Regions from separate parts of the Homo sapiens genome. Here region 2 is linked to region 1. Evidence: read pairs that join two places in POLR2A ChIA-PET (ENCODE). Cell type or tissue: PC-9. All regions are shown on one strand. Links, peaks and the distances in the headings refer to the core of each region. The heading gives the core; the rest is flanking DNA.

Evidence for each region. Peaks named below come from ENCODE experiments on the same cell type or tissue, not always from the same donor. Only the 100,000 strongest peaks of a DNase experiment are listed, where the experiment ranks them.
Region 2: POLR2A ChIA-PET joins it to region 1 with 43 read pairs; 7 of 35 experiments call an interaction of 5 or more read pairs at or near these places.

The regions. Positions count from the first base shown.
Region 1 is chr9:130,063,513-130,066,422 of GRCh38, reverse strand. The region is part of intron 1 of GPR107 (G protein-coupled receptor 107); the gene reads right to left. Among named protein-coding and RNA genes, the nearest start is that of GPR107, 11 kb to the right of the region's middle. In PC-9, for the core only: no CTCF peak of the experiment used is centred there; no DNase peak of the experiment used is centred there.
Region 2 is chr9:129,851,339-129,854,248 of GRCh38, reverse strand. It overlaps USP20 (ubiquitin specific peptidase 20), which reads right to left. Exons shown (of 26, transcript NM_001110303.4): 3 at 1,613-1,709. The coding sequence starts at 1,693. Among named protein-coding and RNA genes, the nearest start is that of MIR6855, 17 kb to the left of the region's middle. In PC-9, for the core only: no CTCF peak of the experiment used is centred there; a DNase peak (open chromatin) is centred at 1,498; H3K27ac peaks cover 1,130 bases.

The sequences.
Region 1 (2,910 bases), core at 137-2,636:
ATCATCATCGTCGTCATCATCACCATCATCATCATCAATGCGCAATCATAATAATCAATGGGAACGAGATGAGGAAAATCCTCTTTTATTCTTTTTAAATTTATTTTTATTTTTATTTTTCTTGGGACAGAGTTTCACTCTTATTGCCCAGGCTGGAGTGCAGTGGCGCAATTTCAGCTCACTGCAACCTCTGCCTCCCGGGTTCAAGCGATTCTCCTGCCTCATCCTCCCAAGTAGCTGGGATTACAGGTGCACACCACCACACCCAGATAAATTTGTATTTTTAGTAGAGACAGGGTTTCACCATGTTGGCCAGGCTGGTCTTGAACTTCAGGTGATCCACCCGCCTTGGTCTCCCAAAATGCTGAGATTACAGGCATGAGTCACCAAGCCCGGCCAGGAAAATCCTTTTAATTTCCCAAAACTTTCCAGATACTTTTGGGGGGGAGTGAATAAATGCATCCCTCCCTACTCAGAATTCACAAAGCAGTATGTAAAGTGAGGCTGCAGCCAATGGATTAGGAAAGATCCACTGCATAAAGCTGGTGTAATCAGGTGGGTCCTGATCGACTGGCACCGATTCTACAGTATTTGTGCAAAGAAGGATTTGATTTACTTACTTACAAACATCACTTTTTTTTTTTTTTTTTTTTTTTGAGACAGGGTCTCACTCTGTCACCCAGGCTGGAGGGCAGGGGCACCATCTTGGTTCACTGCAACCTCCACCTCCTGGGTTCAAGTGATTCTCCTGCCTCAGCCTCCCAAGTAGCTGGGACTAGAGACACCTGCCACCACGCCGGGCTAATTTTTGCATTTTTTGGTAGAGATGGGGTTCCACCATACTGGCCAGGCTGGTCTTTAACTTTTGACCTCAAGTGAGGTGCCCGTTGCGGCCTCCCTAAGTGCTGGGATTACAGGCATGAGCCACCGCACCAGGCCTACAAACATCACTTAATGGGTTTTTATTTATTATTATTATGTTTTTGAGATGGAGTTTCACTCTTGTTGTCCAGGCTGGAGTGCAATGGTGCGATCTCGGCTCACTGTAACCTTTGCCTCCTGGGTTCAAGCGATTCTCCTGCCTCAGCCTCCCAAGAAGCTGGGGATCCACGCCCAGCTAATATTTTGTATTTTTAGTAGAGACGGGGTTTCACCATGTTGGCCAGGCTGGTCTCGAACTCCTGACCTCAGGTGATTGCCCACCTCGGCCTCCCAAAGTGCTGGGATTATAGGCATGAGCCACCGTGCCCGGCTGCGAATATCACTTAATGGCTAAACATGTTCTCTGAAAGTTATTACTCAAAAATAAAGTAATAACACGTTCCTATGAAGTTAGAGCTTTGGGGTGAGGTTATTGGTATATATTGCATTCTCTTTCTAAGGCTGCTGTAACAAATAGCCACACACTGGGTAGCTTACAACCACAGAAGTTTGTTCTCTCACAGTTCTGGAGGCTACAAGTCCAAAATCAAGGCGTCAGCAGGGCCACAGTCCCTCTAAAGGCTCTGGAGAAGAATCCTTCCTTGCCTCTTTCAAGCTCCTGGTGATTACCAGGATTCTTAACATTCTTGGTTTGCAGCTGCCTCACTCTAGGCTCTGCCTCCACCATCACATCGCCTTCTTCCCTCTGTGTGTGCCTCTGCGCCCTCTCCACTTGTTATAATGGCACCTGGCACACTGAAAATAGGGCCCACCCTAACCGCATATGACCTAATGTTAACTGCAAAGACACTATTCCAAATAAGGTTACATTCTGAGGTTCCAAGCAGACATGAACTTGTGGGGGCACTAGTCAACCCAACACATACAGATCCATCCTCTTACTCATTTACCCTGAAATGTCCTAGTGCCTAATTACATGACCCATATTTTTGTTATTCTGCAACTAAACAGATGTAGAAAGGGATAAAGAAAAGCTATTTTGGCCGGGCGCGGTGGCTCACGCCTGTAATCCCAGCACTTTGGGAGGCCGAGGCGGGTGGATCATGAGGTCAGGAGATCGAGACCATCCTGGCTAACAAGGTGAAACCCCGTCTCTACTAAAAAAAATACAAAAAATTAGCCGGGCGCGGTGGCGGGCGCCTGTAGTCCCAGCTACTCGGGAGGCTGAGGCAGGAGAATGGCGTGAACCCGGGAAGCGGAGCTTGCAGTGAGCCGAGATTGCGCCACTGCAGTCCGCAGTCCGGCCTGGGCGACAGAGCGAGACTCCGTCTCAAAAAAAAAAAAAAAAAAAAAAAGAAAAGCTATTTTATAGTTCAGATACAATTTCTTGACACCTACTTTTTATTAGTTACAAAAAGAATAAACCCTGGCTGGGCGCAGTGGCTCACACTTGTAATCCCAGCACTTTGTGAGGCCAAGGCCTCCCAAACCCTCCCTAACCTGAGGTCAGGAGTTCGAGACCCGTCTGGCCAGCATGGTGTAACCCCGTCTCTACTAAAAATACAAAAATTAGCTGGGCATGGTGCCGCATGCCTGTAGTCCCAGCTACTTGGGAGGCTGAGGCAAGAGATTCACTTGAATCTGGGAGATAGAGGCTGCAGTGAGCCGAGATCGTGCCACTGCATTCCAGCCTGGGTGACAGAGTATGACCCTCAAAAAAAAAAAAAAAAGAATAAACTCCATGAAGAAAAAAATCTATACAGTAGTAGTAAAGGGAAGCAATACAAAGGAAAAAGAAAAAAAAAGACAAAGCAATCACTGGAATTTCCCAGGGCTGTTTTATTAAGAAACCCCAGCAATCAAATATTTTATTATACTACACTGGTATTTTCAGAAGGAAGCACACTGGCATACATGCCACCAAACAGCAGTCACTAAAAAAGGCATGTTTGATGTGGAGTGTGGAAACTTGAATAAAGAAGAAAAACAAATAATAGGAAAAAATAATTAAAAACTGAAAAAAATTTT
Region 2 (2,910 bases), core at 1-2,500, 210 kb after region 1:
CCAGAAGCAGAATTGTTTCCCTAAAAGTTACGGTAATTCCTAGCCCTACCACAACGTGAGTGGCCCATTTTCTCCATAACTGTCAGCTATGAATGGGATCAGTCTCTTTCCGCCCATCTGCAAAATGGTATCATCCTATTTCATTAGCAATATCCATAAGAATGAGAGTGAAGTCAGCCATCTTTTTCAGAAAGTTTCTTGTCATTTCTACCTCTTTTACTGGGAAGGACCTGCTCATATCCTTGCTCTTTCTGAGTATTTTAGAACGGTGTTGGTTTTATTTTGTAACTTTCTGGATACCCAAAGAGGAGCTGAAGTTGTGATCTCTGACACACAGCCCCAGAGCACCCCAGACAAGCCCAGTCTCTGATCTAGAGGCACTAACAGGCTTCTGAACGGCTGCCAGGCCCAGTGCAAACCTTCCTGTGCTCCACCTCTCTTCTGCCACCTGCTTCATCCCCCCCCTGCTCTCAGATTCCCTAAGAAGTGGAGAGAAACCCAGCACCAGACAGTGCAAACACATCCGGGCCTCACTCTGCCCCACTTCATGCTGCAAGAGGCAAAGTCACTTCAAAAGCAGCTATAGGCACTATGAAGAACTGCTCCCATGCCAGGCCCCATGACAAAACCAGCTCAGGCCAAAGGCCACCAAGGACCTGCTGGTGCAGCGAGGCCAGGCGACCAGCATTAGGTGCCAATATGCCCAGGAATCCCACTCCTGGGAACATGCCTGCATGCAGCTCTGCCCATGGATGCAATGACTTTTCTACAAGGCCATTCATCGCAGCATCATGTGTATCGGCAAGAGGCTGCAAAGGGTCCAGGTGTCCACCCAGAGAGCATCAGTCACTGTGGCCACATGATGAAATATGATGCAGCTTCAAGGTAACAAATGTGAAAGCTGTCTCTATGCACTGATGTCCAAAGAGCTCCAAGATACACTGTCATGTGAATAAAGCAAGTTACAAAACAGAGAGGATCGTATACCATCTTTTATGTAAGAAAGGGCAAAACTTAAAATGAGTTTATCTGCTTGTATTCACATAAAGAAACTGAAAAGATACAAAAGAGAATAAGTGCTTACCCGGGGGTGGGCTGGGGAGGGTGGGCACAGGGGTGAGAGAAGGACTTCTTGACATTTATCTTTTTGTCCTGTTTCATTTGTAACCCTGTTCAAGTATTACCTTTTCAAAAATTTTCATTTCACAACACCAAAAGGATGGCAACACATCCTCCTACTCTGAGAAGAGGCCCAGCTTCCTGCTCAGGCTTCCCTGAGCCCTCCTGGAGCCACCTGTGTAAAAACGCTCCTGAACTTGGAAAGCAGCATTCATTCCCTGCCTTGGAGAGGCTCTGTGCACCGCCCCAACAGCTAATGGACAGAGAGCATTAGTGGTTCCCAAATGGCCTTGTCTAAACTATAATTAATGGCTATTAGGACAGAGCCTCCGGAAGGCGGCCTCCCAAGCAGATGCCAGCATTTCCATTTACACAGAAAGCTGAGCAGAGACTGTCAGGGAACCAGTTTTTCCACTGCTTCAGAAATGTCCACACCCCAGGAAAGAGGCAGCCCTGGGTGTGGGCCCTGGCCCCGTAAGGTCTGACCCTTTACCTTAGATTTGAGCAGCAAGTCCTCTTTGGTCACCTCTCCTATGGAGTCAAGGTGAGGGCAAAGGTCCCTGGAGTCCCCCATCCTGGCCTGGGCTCACCTATGAGAAGACACAAGCAATCCCGGGTTAATGGCAGCCAGTGTTGGCAGGAGGTGGGGAGGTGAGTGGTTAAGTACATGACTTTGGCCTTGAGTCCTGGTCTGCCACAAACCAGCTGGTAACGCAGGGAAGTTGCTTAACCTCTCTGAGCATCACTTTCCTTGTCTAAGAAGATAACAGTTGCCCCAGTGGGTCGCTCCTAGGTCACGGAGACAATGTCTGTCAAATGCCTGGTGTAGTCCCTGATGTAGGGAAAGCCCATGGCAGGTGACAGGTGTAGTGATCAGAATTATTGGTAGGGAAGACATGGGAGTCCTGCATGCATGCAGGGAGCTGCACACCAGACAATCTAAAACCACAGATGTTTTGTTAGAGGAGGCCAAATCCATGTCCGTCCAAGGATACAGGCAGAGAAGGCGGCAGTGTAGAAAGGCTGGGTTTCAAAAAGGCAAGCAGCAGATGTTGACATAGGTCTTCTCAAGAGCCTCTGGAGGCCAAGTGCTGGCAGACCACTTATCCCACGTCTTGTGGGAGCCCCCTGCGGAGTGAGGTTTGAACACCAGACCACCATGGGAGCAGGCCATGCAGCACTGCCTCCAGAGAACGTCTTCTGAGAGCAGGGAGAAAGTCAGAGAGAAAGGCAGGAGAACAACCTAGAAAGCAGTCTGTGTTTGCCAAAACATCAGCAGTGGTGCAGCTGGGTGATGGGTTTCAAGAGATGGAAAAAAAAAAAGCTCTGTTGCTTCTGTCTAACTGATACACGTTCATTATAAAAACAAAACTCAAACAAGAAAGCACAAAGTAAAATAAATCACTGATAACAAGTAGCAAACATCTTTCCCAACATTCTCCTGCGTTTCTTTCCCTTTTAAATCAGGGGTATAAAAAGATATCTGTCTTAGAAAATAAATGCTTCCCTCAAGGGAGCACCTTGGTGAAGATGAACAGCTCTGTATCTTGAGTGTGGGGTGGTTACATGGATCTACACGTGTGTTAAAAGTGCAAATAACTGAACACACATGAGTGCCTACAGAACTAGTGAAATCTGAATAAGCTCCATGGATTATGCCAATGTCAGTTTACTGATTGTACTACAGACATACTAAGATGTATTATTAGCTGGGATGCTGGTGCATGCCTGTAGTCCCAGCTACTCAAGAGGCTGAGGTAGGAGATCATGTGAGCCCAGGAGTTCAAGGCT